Regions from separate parts of the Mus musculus genome. Here all the other regions are linked to region 4. A link is a loop called in an ENCODE intact Hi-C map of the cell type or tissue named here. Cell type or tissue: heart. All regions are shown on one strand. Region 1 overlaps Nxf1 (nuclear RNA export factor 1). Region 2 holds the start of 1700092M07Rik (RIKEN cDNA 1700092M07 gene). Region 3 holds the start of Ganab (alpha glucosidase 2 alpha neutral subunit). Region 4 holds the start of Ttc9c (tetratricopeptide repeat domain 9C). Region 5 has its middle 3.8 kb from the start of Snhg1.

Evidence for each region. Peaks named below come from ENCODE experiments on the same cell type or tissue, not always from the same donor. Only the 100,000 strongest peaks of a DNase experiment are listed, where the experiment ranks them.
Region 1: it touches region 4 in a loop (1.9-fold over the local background); 12 of 42 quality-filtered maps call a loop at or near these places.
Region 2: a loop joins it to region 4, with 2.6 times the contacts of the local background. A loop is called at or near these places in 12 of 42 quality-filtered maps.
Region 3: a loop joins it to region 4, with 2.5 times the contacts of the local background. A loop is called at or near these places in 6 of 42 quality-filtered maps.
Region 5: it touches region 4 in a loop (2.6-fold over the local background); 6 of 42 quality-filtered maps call a loop at or near these places.

The regions. Positions count from the first base shown.
Region 1 is chr19:8,759,405-8,763,404 of GRCm38, forward strand. It overlaps Nxf1 (nuclear RNA export factor 1), which reads left to right. Exons shown (of 21, transcript NM_016813.2): 2 at 2,908-3,091; 3 at 3,279-3,432. Among named protein-coding and RNA genes, the nearest start is that of Nxf1, 4.3 kb to the left of the region's middle. In heart, a CTCF peak has its summit at 1,536 (motif pointing right); no DNase peak of the experiment used is centred here.
Region 2 is chr19:8,739,892-8,743,891 of GRCm38, forward strand. It overlaps Wdr74 (WD repeat domain 74), which reads left to right. Exons shown (of 11, transcript NM_134139.1): 9 at 1-73; 10 at 205-261; 11 at 511-733. The coding sequence ends at 687. 1700092M07Rik (RIKEN cDNA 1700092M07 gene) reads left to right here and starts at 827. Exons shown (of 2, transcript NM_001177347.1): 1 at 827-955; 2 at 1,084-1,334. The coding sequence starts at 877. The coding sequence ends at 1,265. It overlaps Stx5a (syntaxin 5A), which reads left to right and starts at 1,912. Exons shown (of 10, transcript NM_019829.4): 1 at 1,912-2,606; 2 at 2,963-3,033; 3 at 3,189-3,244; 4 at 3,462-3,532. The coding sequence starts at 2,382. It overlaps Mir6992 (microRNA 6992), which reads left to right and starts at 3,080; the gene lies at 3,080-3,188. In heart, a CTCF peak has its summit at 1,814; DNase peaks (open chromatin) are centred at 870, 1,540, 1,820 and 2,490; H3K4me3 peaks cover 2,586 bases; H3K27ac peaks cover 2,206 bases.
Region 3 is chr19:8,896,449-8,900,448 of GRCm38, forward strand. It overlaps Ints5 (integrator complex subunit 5), which reads left to right. Exons shown (of 2, transcript NM_176843.3): 2 at 1-1,442. The coding sequence ends at 1,287. It overlaps Ganab (alpha glucosidase 2 alpha neutral subunit), which reads left to right and starts at 1,609. Exons shown (of 24, transcript NM_001293621.1): 1 at 1,609-1,711. The coding sequence starts at 1,674. In heart, a CTCF peak has its summit at 1,839; a DNase peak (open chromatin) is centred at 1,603; H3K4me3 peaks cover 2,761 bases; H3K27ac peaks cover 2,356 bases.
Region 4 is chr19:8,817,688-8,821,687 of GRCm38, forward strand. It overlaps Ttc9c (tetratricopeptide repeat domain 9C), which reads right to left and starts at 1,607. Exons shown (of 4, transcript NM_027412.3): 1 at 1,334-1,607; 2 at 749-997. The coding sequence starts at 986. It overlaps Hnrnpul2 (heterogeneous nuclear ribonucleoprotein U-like 2), which reads left to right and starts at 1,714. Exons shown (of 14, transcript NM_001081196.1): 1 at 1,714-3,126. The coding sequence starts at 2,595. In heart, no CTCF peak of the experiment used is centred here; DNase peaks (open chromatin) are centred at 896, 1,724 and 2,164; H3K4me3 peaks cover 3,853 bases; H3K27ac peaks cover 3,755 bases.
Region 5 is chr19:8,717,737-8,721,736 of GRCm38, forward strand. It overlaps a transcript of Slc3a2 not described here. Among named protein-coding and RNA genes, the nearest start is that of Snhg1, 3.8 kb to the right of the region's middle. In heart, CTCF peaks have their summits at 797 and 1,565 (motif pointing left); a DNase peak (open chromatin) is centred at 785; H3K4me3 peaks cover 288 bases; H3K27ac peaks cover 277 bases.

The DNA of each region.
Region 1 (4,000 bases), 58 kb before region 4:
GACCAGGCTGGCCTCGAACTCAGAAATCCGCCTGCCTCTGCCTCCCGAGTGCTGGGATTAAAGGAGTGCGCCACCACTGCCCGGCGGTAGTTGTTTTTAGGAGACTTTAAATACGTCCTATTTGTAAGAATTTTTTTATTTTTTGGGATAGAATCTCATGTAGCCCAGCATAGCTTTGATTTCTTGTGTAATTGAAGCCTCCATTTCCCAATTGCCAGGATTGCAGGTGGTGGCCATAACATCTGGTTCTGTGACCATCAACTGTACACATAAGCAAAAGAATATGCAAGTGGCAGATTTTAGGTGGTTTTCAGGAATCTGGTTATATTTTGGGGTTGCCCATACTTCCACATTTTAGTTTTCTTTGTAGGATCTGGTTTCTGGGTGGTTTTGGTTTTCTTTTTTCTTTAAATTCTAAGGTTTTTTTTGGGGGGGGGTAATTTTATACATGTACACAGTTGTAATTGTATTCACCTTTCATTACTCTTTTTTATTTTTACATATTTGTTTATTAATTTAATTAATTTATTTAATGTATAAGTGTTCTGCTGCATGTACACCTGCATGCCAGAAGGAGGCATCAGATTCCTTTATAGATAGTCATGAACCACTGTGGGTGCTGGGAATTGAACTCAGGACCTCTGTAAGAACAGCCCGTGCTCTACACCATTGAGCCATCTCTCCAACCCTACTCTTTCTATGTTTTTTTTTTTTTTCTATGTCTATTTTGTCTTATGTATATTTGTGTATGTCTGGTGCCTGCAGAGGCCAGAAGAAGGTAGTGGATTCCCTGGAATTAACTACAAAGTCAACTTCCATTCAGACTCCAGAGCCTGAGTTTAGTTAAGGTTGCTCATGAACTTGTGGGAAGACTCTTCCCTTCTGCCTTTTAAACTTTGTTTTGTTTAAAGACAAGACCTCAATCCCAGCACTCAGGAAGCAGGGGCAGGCGGAGAAACCCTGTCATGAAAACCCAAAAAAAAAAAAAAAAAAAAAAAAAAAAAGACTGGACTAAGACAAGACCTCATGTAGTAGCATGAGTTGATCTTAAATTCAGGGTGTAGCTGTAAATGACCTTGAAATCCGGATTCTCCTGCTGGTATTAAAACCATGGACTACTAACACTAAAATGAAAAGGGCTGTTTTTGTTGCTTGTCTGTTTATTTTGAGGAGATACTGAGGATAAAAGCCAGGTCATTGACTGTGATAGCCAAGCCTTCTATTACTGCCTCTGCCTTCCAAGTGCTGGGATTAAAGGCATGCACCACCACCACCTGGCTTGAATTTTCTTTTTTGTATATAAGTGTTTTTGCCTGCTTGTATGTCTTTGTACTATGTAAGTGCCTGGGGTTCCTGTGGAGGCCTACAGACAGTTGTGCAGTATAGTGGGTGCTGAGAATCAAAGCTGGTCCTCTAGAAGAGCAGCTAGCTTGTTTTCTTCCTTTCTTTCTTTCTTTCTTTCTTTCTTTCTTTCTTTCTTTCTTTCTTTCTTTCTTTCCTGTAAGTACACTGTAGCTGTTTTCAGACACTCCAGAGGAGGGCGCCAGATCTCATTACAGATGGTTGTGAGCAACAGTGTGGTTGCTGGGAATTGAACTCAGAATCTTCAGAAGAGCAAGTTAGTGCTCTTAACCACTCTGCCATCTCTCCAGCCCCCCATCCCCAACTAGCTAGTTTTCTTGAGAACATTATGACTAGCCCAATCACTAGCCCTAGCATGGAAGCTGATGAGAACAGATGGCGGAGACCCACATCCAAGGTGGAGCTTGGGCAACTATGAGGAAGAGGAGGAGGAAAAAGTGTAGGAGTCAGAAGAGTTGAAGACACCAGGAGAATTCAGTCCACAAAATCAACTAAGCAGGGCTCCTAGAGGCTCACAAGAGACTGAAGTGGCAATCACAGAGCCTACATGGGTCTGCACTAGGTCCTCTGCCTGTATGTTGTTGTGTTTAGCTTCAGGATTTTTGTAGGACTCCTATTGGAACGGGGATGTCTTGACTATTTTGCCTGTTCTTAGCACCTTTTTTCTCCTCCAGGGTTACCTTGTCCAGTCTTGATATGAGAGGTTGTGTCTAGTGTCATTGCATCTTACTATGCCATACATCTTGTTATGCCATGTTCAATTGCTATCACTGGGATACCTACTCTTTTCTGAAGGGAAACAGAAACAGTAGACAAAGGGTGGGAGGAGGGAAGTTGCGGGGGGGGGGGGGGGCGGGGGAGACTGGGAGAAGTGGAGGGAGGAGAGGCTCTAGTCAGAATGTTTTATATAAGAAAAGAATAAAAAGAAAAAAGTCATCTTGCTGGAGGTTGTGGCCCACACCTTTAATCCCAGCACCTAGGGAGGCAGAGGCAGATGGATCTCTGAGTTTGAGGCCAGCCTGGTCTACAGTTAGTTCAAGGATAGCCAGAGCTACACAGAGAAACCATGGGATGGTGGTGGTGTGGTAAGTCATTTCTCCAGCGCCTTGAGGTACATTCGCGACCCACTTATTTATTTATTTGTTTGTTTGTTTGTTTGTTTGTTTGTTTTTTCGAGACAGGGTTTCTCTGTATAGCTCAGGCTGTCCTCAAACTCACTCTGTAGACCAGGCTGGCCTCGAACTCAGAAATCCGCCTGCCTCTGCCTTCCAAGTGCTGGGATTAAAGGCATGTGTTACCACTGCCTGGCCTCTTGACCCTTTTATTTCCCAACATTTCTATAGTTTTCCAATAACTTGTTCACGATGTGGATGTAATAAAGAAAGTTCTTTGCTCTGGCTAGGGCATAGGCATCTCTGTGAAGGAACCTTTATAGTTCATATCTGTTTTTTCCAAGAGTACAGAGTACTAGAAACTGGTGCTCACACCAAGGTAACTTAGACCATTCATGCATTTACTAATTTCTGTGTCTGTTTCCAACTCCAGAGCATGATGACCGTGTTAGTTTCCCTCAAAGAAGAAAGAAAGGCCGGGGGCCTTTCCGATGGAAGTGTGGTGAGGGGAATCGTAGGTCTGGAAGAGGTGGTTCTGGTGTACAGTCTTCCCGATTTGAGGAAGATGATGGCGATGTAGCAATGAATGATCCCCAGGATGGCCCCCGAGTAAGATAGTAAGTGACCAATTAGTCTGCTTTGAATAGTGACCCACTGAATTATGTAGCCCTGATGTCTTTGTTGTGTCTGGTCTTACCTTGTAAAGTGATACTTGACAGAACCAATTTAGTAGCTGTAGTTTCACTAGCAGGACAGGTTCCTCTTCCCTAGTGTTTATGGAAATTTAATTCTGCTTCCCAATAGCAATCCCTATACCAACCGGCCTAATCGTCGGGGAGATGGTTGGCATGATCGAGATCGAATTCATATTACTGTACGGAGAGACAGAGCTCCTGCAGAGAGAGGAGGGGCTGGCACCAGTCAAGATGGGACCACCAAGAACTGGTTCAAGATTACAGTGAGTACTTGGAAGAATAGGTGATTCAGGAAACAGGACTAGACTCATTGAAAGTGTTTGACACCTCTCTCAAGCTCCTCGAATCCATTTTCTCGAACATTTACTCAACAGGGAAGTAGCATGCTAATCCATTCTTTCCTCAAATGAGTGTCTTAGAACATCTAAGAACAGAGTTAAGGATAGGCAAGGTGACATGTGAAAGGGAATCTGATAAGTGTGGTCAGGATGTAGCCTAACACTTAAGCTAAGAGTGATTCTAGGAGACGATGGAGTCTCTCGGGGACAAGTAAGACACACATGTCTTAGGACTTTTAGAATTAATACATTTGATATGTAGCCATGTTGTCTGAGTCATCTTGCCAGGAATAATAAGTATATGGAAAGGAGTTAAGGAATGTTTGTATCTCAAGTGGATACAAACATGTTTGTATCTCTTGTCCTTTCTTGAAGAGGGGGGGAAAAAAAACCCAGCTTTTCTAGCATAGAAGGGCTCTACCAGCCTCATGCATGTAAGCATGCTTTCTATCTCTGAGACCTCCGCATGCTAAATGCCTTCTATCACTCAGCC
Region 2 (4,000 bases), 78 kb before region 4:
ATTAGCCTCATGTGGCTTGGACAGAGTCTTGAGGATACACAGGATCCGCAATCCACGTGGGCTAGAGCATAAGGTGAGCGCCCAAACCTTTGGCACTCGCCATTCTAACTTACCTTTTCTGGAACCTCTCCCCTTTCCTGTGCCCCACATCAAAAAGTTTCCGTCTCAGCTTATCTGGACTCAAAAACCCCTTTTATTTTACAGGTTTATCTCAAGTCTCAACTGAACTGCCTTCTCCTGTCAGGCCGGGATAACTGGGAGGTGAGCAACTAGTTAGGTGTGAGAATTTTGGAGCCAAAGGCATGATGGCAAGGGATTCTCTGTGGAGAGAACAGGAGGCTGCTAGAACACAGGCCGGGGCTTTCTCTTTACTGTAACTTAATTTCCTTGAGGAGTCCTCAAGCCTTTACAGGCTATTGCCAAGGGTGAAGTCCTCCAGAACACGAGGGCATTGGTTTCTAGATTTTCATCCTCTTTCCCTGACTCCTGAATGTCCTTCTTGATCATCAGGATGAGCCCCAAGAACCTCAAGAGCCCAACCAAGTACCCTCAGAAGACACAGAGACAGATGAACTTTGGGCCTCTTTGGAGGCAGCTGCCAAGCGGAAGCTCCCAGATTTGGACCAGACACAAGGTGCTCTCCAAAGAAGGAAGAAAAAGAAGCGGCCTGGATCCACCAGTCCTTGAAGCCCCTTGCTCATGTTGTTAATAAATAGCCCAACGCGCGTACTGATCCTGGACCTTTTGTGATGGGAGAAACGCCTTGTAGGTGGGAGGGGTTCCCTCACCTAGCTGCGGGAGACCTGACATCACAAAAGCTAGGCCCAGAGCTAGGCTGGCTGGGGAGGGTGACAGAGTCCTGCGCCTTTCGGGGCCATGGGCTGCTGTCAGGACAAGAACCGTTGGGCCTCGGATGAGCAAGCAAGGGATGAAGTAACAGAGGATGGCAGGGAAGGTAGGACTAGATACAAAAAACGGGTCTCAGGTCCTGGAATGGGAGCCGGAGGTGCCCCAAAGGGACTGCCCCAGAGGTGGGGCTGGAGAGAACAGAAGTGAATTAAGTGGACCCTGTGGTGCTTGTAGGCAACGAAGTGGACAACTCAGGCCGCCGTAAACAAAGATCTAACGAAAGTCTCCTGATCACCGTGCTGTGGCGCAGGCTATCCATGTTCAGCCGTCGGGAGTCCTCGCGGTCAGGCAAGCAGGACAATCAGATGCAGGAACGCAAACATGAGGGAAGCCACAAGGAACCAGAAAAAGGCTGACTACAACCCTGGTCTTAGTCCTCCCCAACACCAGAGAATAAAGTTAATATTGCGAATCTGCTGAAAACACTTAGGCCTAGGCTTCCAGCTTTAAAGGCTCTGAGACCACACACAGGCTCTTTAAGGCGCCTCTAACCCAGCAGGTCCAGATTTGTTCTCGCACTTCAGGGGCGGGGCCGCGGTGGCAGTCTAACCAATAGGAGAGCGGAGTCGAGTTTGCATGGTAGGGGTGTGTTCTTTCTGTCTCTGGGCTAAAAAAAAGGCGTGGCGCAGCAGCCACGTCACCGAGTTAGGAGTACGTCTAGGTGACGTGGCGGCTCCTGTTCTTTGGTCCGGCTTCCACTGCTTACAAGTCCTTCGAGGAGGCGGCAACGATCTGGGAAGAGTGGCGGTGGTGGTGGCGGTAGGAAACAGAAGAGGTAGGGTTTCGCTTCAGTAGGAGTCCAGCCTCTGTCGTTCGGCTCAGCTCCGGGCAGCGGCTTGACGGGGGAGGGGGGAAGGGAGCCAGGAGTAAGTCCTGCTGGCGGCTCCGCGTAAGCGAATACCTCGCTGTCCAATCAGGAAAGGTCTTGTTAAGGAAAAACTTGGCCCCATCCAATCAGTGGCTGCAGTCTTCCAACAGGCGGAACTTTGACGGAGGTGGGACTTCCTGTTTCAAATAAACACTTTTAAGAGGGTTTTTTCGCCTCCCCCTCCGCCCTCCGAAGTGTGTCCACCTCTGGAGATCGGTTGCTGTTTTCTGTGAGAGGGGGAAGGAAATCACGTATACCAAAGGCAGGATTGAGACCTGGGCTAACTGCAAAGGTCTGCCTGGAAGTTCAGGGCCGCAGGACCAGGCTGTGGCTGTTTTCTCGACTTTAGGGGCCCCGGCCGGAGCTCTGGCAGTCAGAGCCAAGTCGGAAGGAGACTCTGAGGAGGCTTCGCCTTGGGCCTGGAGGAAGCTGACCGTTCTCGCCGTGTCCAGGGTGCAGGATCTGCGGGTGGCCGTGGGCTCCAAAGTCTGTCAAATACGGGAAAGGGCCTGGGGATTTGCTAGTTGAGGGGAGCGTTTGGGGAAAGAGGCTGTCTGGAGAATGACATTCTCCTCTCCACAACAGTCTGAGGTTATGCGACTCGATGATCCCGCGGAAACGCTACGGATCTAAGAACACGGATCAGGGTGTCTACCTGGGTCTCTCAAAGACACAGGTTCTGTCCCCTGCAACTGCTATCAGTAGCAGCAGTGACAGCACTCCTTTGCCCACTCCGGTGGCCCTGGTCCCCTCCCCTCCCGACACCATGTCCTGCCGGGATCGGACCCAGGAGTTCCAGTCTGCCTGCAAGTCCCTGCAGAGCCGTCAGGTAAGAAGCTGGAGTGGAAAGGCAGGCGTGAGCCCATTTAGTTAATGCTTAGGTTTGTTTGGTAGTTGTCTAAACTTAATTTACAACTCTTAGATAGACTAATCTTATCAGTAGGAGAGGAGGAATTGTCTTCAGTAATTTCAAGAATACTTTAAGTAAGTTGCCCTAAATACCACAAAGGATGAGTCAGGATTTAAACCTACATCTAATTTTTTTCTTATCTACAAACCACTGATAAATGTAGATTGTCTGATGTCAACAGCGCTAGAGTGTTTAGTGGGTTATGTGAGGGAGCAGTGAAAAGCTGAGGTAAGTAGTGACAGGAACTAAAGTAGCAACTTTTTGATACAATTCAGAATGGAATCCAAACAAGCAAACCGGCTCTGCACGCAGCCCGACAGTGCAGTGAATTTACCCTCATGGCCAGGTGAGTTGAGAGGGGCGTTGTGGTGGGGTGATACAGTGTCTTAAGTATATCTGCCTGTGATGGTTTGGCTGAGTGGAATTGGTTGTGTTGGAGGTTATGGTAACAGCCTCTTTCCTGCCCTTTACCACAACCTTCTCACTGATGATCATTTGCAGGCGCATTGGGAAAGATCTCAGCAATACATTTGCCAAGCTGGAGAAGCTAACAATCTGTGAGTGTTTGGGAGGCCTTTCCTAGGTGGGACAGTGAAACATAGTACTAGGAGGTGAGGCTCATGGAGGTTTTGTCTTATTTTTTCTATGGTGCTGGGGATTTAAACCAGGGATGTATACCTTAAGGCAAGTGTCTCTACTACTGAACTGTCATCCTAGCTCTTTGAGCCTTGCTATTTACCCTCACCTGTCCTAATGTTTCATCTGTCTCTGCAGTGGCAAAGCGCAAGTCCCTCTTTGATGATAAAGCAGTAGAAATTGAGGAGCTAACATACATCATCAAACAGGTGAGCTGCTAGCCATCAGGAGAGCCCAGCATTCTAATTAGATTACTTCCATCATTTTCCATCGCCATGAATCCCCAGGGTAAGTATCTAGACCCATGTCCAAACACCCTGCTCCTCCATTGAGTCAGTAGACACTTAGGTCATCTAGTATTTATAAAGCACTGTTCTAGATGCTGATGAAACAACTGGGAAGCAAGAGCATTGTCTTCAAGGGCTCATTTTCCTTGAGAGTTACCCAGCATCAAAAGCCTTGGCTTAAAATGAGGTTAGGTGTCAGTATAGAAAAGATCTTACAAAATGATTAATGAAGCAGGATACTGGGAAAGATTGACCAAGGATATGAAATCTGATTTGGACTCAGCTTATGTAGAGGTAGGCTGAGGGGTCTATATGCAGAAATTCAGCCAGATAGTATATGTCTTTAATTTCAGACCTCAAGAGGCAGAGGCAGGTGATTTCTGTAGTGGT
Region 3 (4,000 bases), 79 kb after region 4:
CCTTCAGCCTTAGGGGCCCGGTTTGGGGAGTCTGCCTCAGCTCACCTGGCTGATCTGGCTCCTCTCCTACTACACCCAGAGGAGGAAGTAGCTGAAGCTGCTGCCTCCCTCCTTGCAATATGTCCCTTTCCTTCTGAAGCCCTGTCCCCTTCCCAACTATTGGGACTAGTGAGAGCTGGAGTACACCACTTCTTCTCTTCTCTAAGGCTGCATGGCCCTCCTGGTGTGGCTTCAGCCTCTCAGCTTCTTACCCGCCTTTCTCAGACTTCCCCAGCTGGGCTCAAGGCTGTCCTACAGCTGCTTGTAGAGGGAGCCTTACATCGGGGCAACACAGAACTATTTGGAGGGGAAATGGATGGAGACAATGAGACCCTCTCAATTGTCTCAACCCCTTTGGCTTCTGCCTCATTGTTGGACATTAACCGGAGGCATACTGCAGCAGTGCCGGGTCCTGGAGGGATCTGGTCAGTTTTCCATGCTGGAGTTATCGGCCGTGGCTTAAAGCCACCTAAAATTGTTCAATCTCGAAACCATCAAGAAGTGATCTATAACACCCAGAGCCTCGTTAGCCTCCTAGTGCACTGCTGCAGCGCATCAGGGAACAGCGAGCGTGAGGGTTGCTGGGGGGCTCCCACCCTGAGCCCAGAGGCAGCCAAAGCAGTTGCGGTGACCTTAGTGGAGAGCGTGTGTCCTGATGCAGCTGGTGCTGAGCTGGCCTGGCCCCCAGAGGATCATGCACGAGCCACCGTGGAGCGGGATCTCCGAATTGGTAGGCGCTTCCGGGAACAACCTCTGCTGTTTGAGCTTTTGAAGCTGGTAGCAGCTGCTCCCCCAGCCCTGTGCTACTGCTCCGTGCTGCTGCGGGGGCTGCTGGCTGCCCTCTTGAGCCATTGGGAAGCCTCTCGACACCCTGATACAACCCACTCCCCCTGGCATCTGGAGGCATCCTGTATCCTGGTGGCTGTCATGGCTGAGGGAAGCCTCTTGCCACCAGCCCTGGGTAATATGCACGAGGTATTTAGCCAACTGGCACCTTTTGAAGTGCGTCTGTTGCTGCTTAGTGTCTGGGGTTTTCTTCGGGAGCATGGGCCCTTGCCCCAGAAGTTCATCTTCCAGTCTGAACGTGGCCGCTTCATCCGGGACTTTGCCAGGGAGGGTGGAGCTGAAGGAGGACCACATCTGTCTGTGCTGCACAGTGTCCTCCACCGCAACATCGATCGCCTGGGGCTCTTCTCTGGCCGCTTTCAAGCACCTCCGCCATCCACTCTGCTTCGGCAGGGGACTTGACCTTTTCTCTACAAGTTGTGCGAGGTTAAACTGAGAGAAGAGCCTAAGGTGCTACAGAAGGGTGGATGCTTCTAAGTCCGTACGTAATGAGTGGTGTCACTTTTTTCAAACCCCACCATTTTTTCTAAATAAAATTTGCCGAGTTGAGACAAACAGTCCAGTGTTTCTATCTGACACGGAAAGCTGCCAAAAGCCTGAGAACGCAGAGCCCGGGGCGTCGAGGCACGCCCCATTCATAATAAAGAACGCGCTCGACCAATGGGATAGACGTCCGGCCGCGCTCTGGACGAGCCAATCGGAAGGCCGGAAGGGGCGGGCACTAGGGTACGTGGCTCAACGTGCACAGGGGCGGGTAGGTTCGGGTCAAGGAGCAAACCCGGTACAAGATGGCGGCAATAGCGGCAGTGGCGGCGCGTAGGAGGCGGTGAGGAGCCCGGAACCCGGGGGCGCGTCCGGACGGCCCTAGATCCCCCGAGCCCCATATTGCTTCTTTTTGTATGCCTTCCCATCACCCTGCTACTTCTGGCCTCGCAACGGGCTCTTTGTCCTCGTGGTGGTGGCCTCTGGCTACAGCCTCCCAGCGGCAGATTCACGAGTCGCTGCGGCCCTTGTCTGTGGGGTTCCTGAATCTCGCCGGGCTTAGAAAGGCTGAAGCTGGGTGCTGTCTTCGGTCTTGTCCGCTCCCAGCCGCCCCTTCTCCCTTGGCGGTTCGGGGTGGTCAATGCTTTCGTCTCCTTCCTGCAGTGCGCAGGGCTGTCGAGGCAGGTAGGGGGACGAAATGCATCCCAGCCTGTAAAAAAGCAGCCTGTTGCCACACTGCTCCTTTTTCAGGTTGGAAGCAATACGATGGGCAGATCGTCCTGTATTCCTTCCTTGCCCTCCCGACCAGCCTGGGCCAGTTTCATTAGTGTTCATTTGCTGGGCACGGCTGGGGCAGGGTCCAGTAAGTTCACAGTCTGCATGGATAATGTTGCTCAAACACAACATGTATCAAATAATTTGGCCTGTTCTCTGGAGTTTTGTAGAACCTTAAAAAAAGCTTGAAAACACATCAGCGCCGTAAAGCGCGGTACACCTAACGGATGTAAAGGGTCGGGAGAGGCGTGTACTGTCGACAGCAGTGTAAAAAGGGTGAATCATATACTCAAGTTCTTCTCCAATAAACAGATGTAACTTACCCTAAAGTTCATACTTGACTTAGCTCATGAACACCTCTCGTTTGGGATGCTTAAGGCATTCCTAGAGCCAACAAGTCATGTTGAAAATATTCTTTACCAATCATTTCCTTACTGACATCTCTCCAAACCTATTTTAAAGACTTGAAGATAGGGTTCCAGGGAGTATTTACGAGCTAAACTGCTCACTACCGCTACATAAGTAGCCATTCCTCAGGACCCAGGCTGTATCAATGCCTTCTGATTAGATTTTTCTAGTAGCATTGTCTTCTGTTTGTCTTACAGGTACTTCTTCCTCCAAAGCCTAGCACGCTAGTTCCTAGTGTTTTCTCACTTTGCTGGCTGCCTTTTTTCACTACTGGTGGCTGCCTGCCAGCTTTCCAAAATTTCCTGCTTCTAGGGAACTTTATTAACTGATCCCCTTCACAATTTCCTTTTGGTGCTTCTGGGGATCAAACAGGACCTGCATTCACCTCACTATATGGTAACTTTCTTTTACCTTCCAAGTAGATATGGAGGCTGGATAACTGTGTATGATAAGCCCTTTCTTGGTTTTATTGCTTAGAAGAACCATATCTTCTGTGTTGCCTTGCCCCAACCCCCTTCTTATTCATTTATATAATGAGACAAGGTCTTGTCAATCTAGGCTTGTCTGACCTCGAATTCACTATGTATGTGGACCAGGCTTGGCTTCAAACCTGTAAGAGATCCATCTGCCTCTGCCTCTGTCTGCCTCTGCCTCAAAGTGCTAGGATTAAAGGGTGTGCATCATTATGCCTGACTTCCCCCTTTTTTAAAATGAGTTTTCTGTTTTTAACGTTTATTTTCCCAGTGTGAGTTGTGTGCACATGTATGTGAGTTTACCTCTGTACATGTATGGAATGAGTTGCTTTTCTCCGTCCCACATGTGGGTCCTGGATAATCAAGCTTAGGTAATTACACGTGGCTACAAGTGCTCTTAGCTACTAAACCTTCTTTTTTTGTTTGTTTGTTTGTTTTTGTTTTTTCGAGACAGGGTTTCTCTGTATAGCCCTGGCTGTCCTGGAACTCACTTTGTAGACCAGGCTGGCCTTGAACTCAGAAATTCGCCTGCCTCTGCCTCCCAAGTGCTGGGATTAAAGGTGTGTGCCACCTCTGCCCAGCTTCTACTAAGCCTTCTTATGAGTCCCCTCTGTACTCCCTGGGGAACACATCTTAGTGTGTTCCTGTATTGCTTAAATCATAGTCACTGGAAGAACTTGTTTAAAAGGCTGGTGCTATAAGCTGAGAATGTAGCTGGATGTAGCCTAGCATGAGTGAGACCCTGAGTTCACTCTTCAACACTGCAAAAAATTTAAATAAAACTTGTGGTCCAAGGTTTGGCAGTGTTTGTTTAATACATACAACAAGTGTTTCTTGGATTTCAAGATGGGGTTTCACATAGCCTAGGCTAGCCCTTAAATTTAATATGTAGCTAAGGATGACTGAACTGTCTTCTTGTTTCTACTTCCCAAGTACTGGGATTATAGGTCTGTACTACCACACTTGGCTAGGTTCTC
Region 4 (4,000 bases):
CCTATGTAACCATCCCTTAAACGAAACATCCCCAGGACTATGACTATCTCCATTTTTCAATTTATTTTTTTTTGTTTTGTTTTGTTTTTTATTTTGTTTGTTTTTTTGAGACAGGGTTTCTCTGTGTAGCCTTGGCTGTCCTGGAACTCACTTTGTAGACCAGGCTGGCCTCGAACTCAGAAATCCGCCTGCCTCTGCCTCCCAAGTGCTGGGATTAAAGGCTTGCGCCACCACGACGGGATACAGTTAATTCTTACTTGTTTGAATTAGGGTATTAGCACACATCACAGGCTAGTCTGGCTCTCAAACTTGAAGCCATTTTTCTACTTGGACTTCTCCAGTGCTGCAATTACAGGTGTTAGCATCATTCTTCGAAATAAACCCATTCTAGGTCCACCAAATCAAGATATCTGGGCTTTAGAGCCCAGGAAGTAGTTTCAGGTGAGGTTTGTGAAATCCCGCTTGCTTTTAGAATACTCTACAAATTGGAAACAGGTTTCAATCGACTGCTAAATAGCCAGGTGGCAGTGAAAAAGAACATCTTCCAATGTTCACAGGGCTTGATGATTCTATCTTTTTTGTTTGTTTTGCTTTTTGATACAGGGTTTCTCTGTGTAGCCCTGACTGTCCTGGAACTCACTCTGTATTTGAACTGCCTCTACCTCCTGAGTAGTGGGATTAAAGTCATGCTCCACCACTGCCCGGCCCTGCGGTCTTGATTCTCTGCCCACGCTCGTCCCATACTTACCAGCTAGGTTGTTGTAGCAGTGGGTCTGGATGGTGTGCAGTATGTTTTCTTGCTCCGGTGTGAGAGCTGGGCCCTGAGGTCCCAGACTAGAAAGAGGGGAAGGCAGACTTGGGTCCAGACCCCGCAGCTGAAGAAGAGCTCGATGGTACCTACTCACAGCATCTCGGTACTTTCCTTCCCGGTAGCGCTGGTTTCCTTCCTCCTTGTATACCTGAGCCTCCTGAAGGCGCTTCTCCATGACTGTTGGAACTGTTAAATGAAAGAGAAACTGAAGCAGTAGAATGGGATCAAAATAAATGATTAGAGCATCGATTTCGTAAGCAAGAAGCTCGCAGGGATGTGGGTTTTGCTGTTTTTACTAGTCCCATCTATTCTCCTGTGCTAGTTTTCAGTTTCCAGAAGTACCGCAAACTAAAAAAAGGAATGATGTGAGGATAGTGAGGCCATTGACCAAATGAGTTCCATTAGAAGAGATCCCGGCGTGATTACAGACACTAGGGAAATCCAAAGGCCCGACTAAACGTTCCAAGTGTGTGACCGCCCGCAAAATTCGTTTCCTTCTTTCTCTGAGGCACACCCCCTGACCTGGAAGAAGATGGAGTAGGCGGGAACAAGTGAAACAAGTCAAAAAGGCTTCGCTCCTTTCCAATCTCTTTATTTGTCCTTATCCAACAAACATTTGTTGATGGTTCTGCTGTTAATTGAGGAACCGAAGTGAGTGAGGCCTGAGTCTCCAGTCCACAAGTGAGGCACAAGAGGCCGGAAGCATTGTGCCCAACAACCGCACCACAGCGGAGGCCCAAGCCGGAAGACTCCTCCAGGAATTCGGTTTAAGTTGCAGGAGCACAGAGAGGAAGAGACCAGACCTGCCAGCAGTTTAGCCTCTAACGGGGCACGCGCATTGCGTCATGCCACCCAATCAGAAAGGAGTCTAGAAAAGTAATCCCGCAGAACCGGCCCCGCCTCCCCAGCGGACCAACCCGGAAAAAAAAAATTCCCGGCCACTTCTCCAATAGGAAAAAAAGCCGCACGATATCGGAGGACCAATCAGAGCAACAGACTACGATTCAAGCTGGCCAACGAGAGAAGGAAGGGGTGGGGTTGGCGCCTCTGTTGCTGGGTAGATGTTTAAGCACAGAAAGAGGTCCCGGCATTGCTCTCTCCCTCTCTCTCTCTCCCTTGATGCTGGAAAGGCCTTTCCCTCCTGGCTACGAAAACCCTGCACCACCCATCCTTCCAGCTTGGCTTCGGTTACTAGTCTCAGAAGTTACAGTCAAAGAATAAGCAAGAGAGGACATCGAGTAAGCCCTAGGGTGCTCCGGTAATTGGGAGCGGGCAGGAAGTAAGAGACCTGAGATGGGCGGGACTCCGGCGCGACTGCGCAGAGCCTACGACTGAAGTACGGAAAGAGGAGCGCGCTCACGCTTCCGTGCTACGAGGCACTTGAGCCGCAGCCAGCCTTGCCCGACTCAGGCCCCTGTGCGGCTGCGCGGTTAGGCCGCTTGCGCTGATTGGCCCGGATCTCTGAGAGGAGGGAGGGGAAGTGAGGGAACTCCGTCGTCCTCGGCGCGCACTCCCCCGCGGTCGAGTACAGAGTGTGTCGGAAGCTGCTCCTCGCCGTCTTGTTTTGCGCTCAGTGAGCCGAAAGGGGCAGGGCAGGAGGAAGGCGACATAAACACGCCGCGAAGACAGCGCGGCCTCTGCCTCTGTGTGCGTGCGCTTGCTAGCGCGGGCTCAGTGCTGGCGCGGGAGGCGGAGGCGGGCGGCGGCGGCGCCTGCGCGGTCGGGCTCGGTCGACAGTTCGCAGGGGAGGAGGCGGCGGGAGGCGGAGGAGGCGACGGCGGCGATGGAGGTGAAGCGGCTGAAAGTGACCGAGCTGCGGTCGGAGCTTCAGCGGCGGGGCCTGGATTCGCGCGGCCTCAAAATGGATCTGGCGCAGCGTCTTCAGGAGGCACTGGATGCTGAGATGCTGGAGGACGAGGCCGGCGTTGGTGGGGCCGGGCCCGGTGGGGCCTGCAAGGCGGAGCCTCGGCCTGTGGCCGCGTCGGGCGGAGGCCCGGGCGGGGACGAGGAGGAGGAGGACGACGACGAGGAGGAGGACGAGGAGGCGCTGCTTGAGGACGAAGACGAGGAACCACCACCTGCTCAGGCTTTGGGCCAGGCCGCGCAGCCGCCTCCGGAGCCCCCGGAGACGTCAGCCATGGAGGCCGAGTCCGAAGCTTCCGACACACCGGCGGAGGCCACGGCTGGGTCAGGTGGGGTAAATGGTGGCGAAGAGCATGACAACGGCAAGGGGGAGGAAGACGGGCCGGAGGAACGGAGCGGAGACGAGACTCCGGGATCCGAGGCACCGGGTGACAAGGCCGTAGAGGAACAAGGTGAGGAACTGGCAGCCAAGCCGGGCTTCAACCTGCCGGGTGCGTCTCCGATCCAGCACCCCACCCTGCACCGCGCTATCTGATTCCTTGTTTCCACTTGCCCGAAAGTGCACTGTTCTAGTGGCTTTTTGATGAGATTCTCCTGGGAAGGTGGCTTTCATCCGCTGTCCATCTTTTTGAAGGTTTGGGCGTCTTGTCTTTACACTGTTTGCAGGAGGGAGGTTCCTGCCTAACGTGGTTCCTTGGTGTTAGTGGATGGAAGTGTGTGTGTGTGTGTGTGTGTGTGTGTGTGTGGCTTTCGAGCTACCTGTGGATCAGTCTTCTGGTGCCCACCCCTCTTTAGCAGAATACCTTTAGCCGCAAATATGCTGAAAAATTGGCGCTCTCCCGAGACCAGTTGGAAGCTAAGGCCTGACAGTTCGTTCCTTACCTTAAAAATGTTAAGCAAAAAACAGTCCGTGAAATGCTGCTCTGTCAAACCCAAGTTAGTCTTCAAAGAGACTCTGGATATTTAACCTTGCTCCTTCCTGCTTAAGCCGTCGGAGACAGTGTGTGAGCCTTTTGGGTTTAATCATTAACTAGCAAAGAGAAACTTAGTCTAGTAACATTTTAGTAGAATGTTAGTTACTTGACTGGGGCTTTTTACTTTGTCCCTGTTGTGTTTATATTTTAAGTCTCCTGTCCAGGCTGTAAATAAGCATATTTATAGACTTATTCTACACTGGTGCCCTTAAGGCTCCTAACTAACTGAGCTGAAATGATTTAGGGGTTCTAGTGGAGTAACCTTGTGGTAGGTTTGTGGAAACTTCCCCCAGGAGTTAACGACTTTCTCCTTTTGAAATGCTTGCATGGTTAGAGCTAACCTATAGTGACT
Region 5 (4,000 bases), 100 kb before region 4:
TAGTCCACAGAACCAGGGTTCAAGTCCCAGCCCTCACAAGGCAGCTAACAACCATATATAATTCCAGTTCCAGGAGCTCCTATGCCCTCTGCCTGGTCTCCACGAACATTGCACACACATGATATGTGCAGACATTAAACACCCACACACATCAAGTAAATAAACCTTTAAAATTAATTAATCTATTAGTTAGACTAGGGCATAGTTCAGTAGTAGGAGCACTTCCTTGCCAAGCACACACAAGGCCCCAGAGGTCAATCCTCAGGACCATAAAAGACAGAAGAACCTAACTTAGGACCTGGTGAGATGGCTAAATGGGTAATAGCCTCTGCTGTCAAGTATAATGACCTGAGTTTAATCCCAGGGACTCACATGGTGGAAGGAGAGAACCAACCCTCAAAAATGATCTCCTAGGCAGAGGCAGGCGGATTTCTGAGTTTGAGGCCAGCCTGGTCTACAGAGTGAGTTCCAGGACAGCCAGGGCTATACAGAGAAACCCTGTCTCGAAAAAAAAAACAAACAAACAAAAAAAATGATCTCCTGAACACCACACTTGCTACATAGCACCCACTCACATGAGTATGAAAGTAAATAGAAAAATAAATTATTACATCAATAAATAGTGTTAGGGCTATAGCTTAGTGGTGCGGAGTATGTTTAACATGTTCAAGTCCCTAAAACAGAGACTGACAGAACTTCTCCACTTGGGTCTCCCAGTGCCAAATGAAGCTCTACTCATTTGCATAGTTCCCTTTTCCACTACAAGGAGGCAGTGCCTCTTGCTACCAGGTGGGGGCAGGCTTGTTCTTTGACCAAACATTCATCAGCACTCTAGCCAGTGATGGAGAATCAACTGAGACTGAAAAAAAAAAAAAAATCAAAAATATAGAGGCAGGTTGAGGCAAGAGCTCAAACATAAGCGCTCAAAGCCAGCCCAAGCTCTCAAAAACAAAGTGTTTATATCTGCTTAGTGGTAGAGCACCACCTAGCGTGTATGTGCCTATATATCTAGCATCATCTATCTCCCGATCGTCTGAGCATCTGAAGTACTAAATTAGTAATTACATATTGCATTCTATTTGTGTCTTATATCCTCTTAGACAGTGGGGAGATGGTTCACCTGCATAAGATCAAATCTCAAGCATTTGTGGCTGGAGAGAGTGGTGGGTCAGGCTCAGGGAGGGAGGGAACTGGTGAGACTGCTCAGCAATTTAAGGTGCTTGCTTTCAAGCCTGTCGGTCAGTCCCTGGAACTCACTTGGTTGTGATGTTGTGATGAACTGTGTACTGTCTCTGGGACCCATAGTAGGAGAGAAACAACTCCTGAAAATTGCCCTCTGCCCTCTACATGTGCACTGAGGCATACCTGCATATGTGGGCTCACACACAGAATAAATAATTGCAGTAATGATCTGTTTAAAAAAAGAAATAGAGGGCTGGAGAGATGGCTCAGTGGTTAAGAGAGCTGTCTGCTCTTCCAGAGGTCCTGAGTTCAATTCCCAACAACCACATGGTGGCTCACAACCATCTATAATGCCACCTGATGCCCTCTTCTGGTCTGCCTGAAAATAGCTGCAGTGTACTCACACAAAATAAATAAATCTAAAAAAAAGTTCTTTGTTTGCTTGTTTGTTTGTTTTTGAGACAGGGTTTCTCTGTATAACCCTGGCTGTCCTGGAACTCACTTTGTAGACCAGGCTGGCCTCGAACTCAGAAATCCGCCTGCCTCTGCCTCCTGAGTGCTGGGATTAAGGGCATGCGCCACCACGCCCGGCTTAAAAAAAAAGTTCTTTTAAAAAAATAAATAAAAATAAAAAAGAAGCCGTGGGTAGTGGCGCATGCCCTTAATCCCAGCACTCGGGAGGCAGAGGCAGGCGGATCTCTGAGTTCGAGGCCAGCCTGGTCTACAAAGTGAGTTCCAGGACAGCCAGAGCTATACAGAGAAACCCTGTCTCGAAAAACCGAAAAACCAAAGAAAGAAAGAAAGGAAAGAAAGAAAGAAAGAAAGAAAGAAAGAAAGAAAGAGATGGTCAGCTTTAACTACCAACTTGACACAATCTAAATCACCTGGGAAGAGAGTTTCAATGAGGGATTGTAAACAATGGGCTGACCTGTAGCCATGTCTGTGGTTAACAGGCTTATTTGATATAGGAAGACAAAGCCCACTGCATATGGCATCATTCATTCCATAGTGGGGCCTGAGCTAAGAGTAGAGAAATTGAGCTAAGGACAGGCAAACAAGCAGGTGGGCAGGAAGGCAGGCGTTCATTTTTGTTCTTGGCTACAAATGTGATGTGGCTTTTTGAAGCGTGTCTTGATTCTCTGACAATGATGGACTGTAACCAGAAGCTATAAGCTACAATAAACCCCTCTCTCCCCCAAGTTTCTGTCAGGATATTTTATCACAGCAACAGGAAGAAAACTGGGACAGAAACAAATTGGCAAGGGAGCAACGTTTCTTTACAGAAGTATTAGTCAAACTGGATTGTAGCCTTACAATAACAAAGGGGGCACTGAAACACCGTAAGGGGAGAAGTGAACAGTTGGGGTTTTGTTGTTGTTTTGTTTTTAAATTTATGTGTAAGGGTGTTTTGTTTACATGGATGTCTGTGCACCATGTGCCTGTCTGGTGCCCTTGGAGACCAGAAGAAGGTGTCAGATTCCCTGGAACTGAAGTTACAGATAGTTGTTAGCTGCCATGTGGGTGCTGTGAATTGAACATTCAAGCTACAATTTAGAAGAATGGACTAGAAGGGAACAAACTGGCGAGTGACAGTTCAACAAAAGCCGTAGGGGTAAGATTGGGACTGTGTCTCAGCTAGTGGCGGGCTGGCTAGAACAGAGAAAGTCCTGGGTTTGAACCTCGCTGCCTCGTAAAACCTGGTATCGTGGCACACACCTGCAGTCTCAGTCCTCAAAGTAGAGGCACGAGGATCCGAAGTTCAAAGCCAGCTCATCCTCGGCTAGATATCGAGTTCCAGGCCAACCCAGGCTACCTAAGAACATGACTCAAAAACAAAACCATGGGCTGTGTGAAGTCTCATCGGGTAAAAATACTTGCTCCACAACCCTGAGGGCCTGAGTTCAACCCCTGGGACCCAAACTGTAAGGACAGAACTGACTCCTCTAAGTTGACCTGTGACTTCCAGATATGCTAAAGCATGCACACTCCCCCATCCACAACATACAGCCACACACACACACACACACACACACACACGAATAAATAAGAAAAAAAGCAATGAGTTAAGGTGTAATTTTTAAAAGTTGAAACACAGCTCAATATAAACACAAGATGAAACACATGATTTTATTCAACTTATTAATTAAAGAACAAATAACTCAAAAGAGAATTCTAGGAAATGAAAATAGTATTTCAGTCAAGAATGCTTATATGAGCCAAGTGTGGTGGCATGCCTTTAATCCCAGCACTAGGGAGGCAGACAGAGTTGCCTTATTTATTGGTTCCCTTCTCCCAGATCCTGTTGGATATATAGACAGACATACATACATACATACATACATACATACATTCTCACACACACACACACACACACACACACACACACACACACACACACGTGTGTATGTGCATATCACTCTTCTCATCTGGAAAATGGAATGATTCTGTTTTGGTTTGCTTTTGTTTTCTTTTCCTTTTAATTTTTATTTATGTGTATGTTTGTGTATTCACAAATATATGCCACATGTGTACAGGTGCCCAAAAAGGCCAGAAGAGTTAGATTGCCTGGAGCTGGGGTTCAGGTGGCTATAAGCCACATAACATGGGTACTAAGAACTAAACTTAGGTCCTCTACAAGAACACCATTTGATCTGAACTGCTGAATCATCACTTCAACCCCAGTTGTAAACACTACAGAATCCACGCTAAAAAAAAAGCTGGGCTGTGATGTTGCACACCTTTAATCCCAGCACTCAAGAGGTAGAGGCAGGTGGATCTCTGTGAGTTTGAGGCCAGACTAGTCTATAAAGTAAGTTCT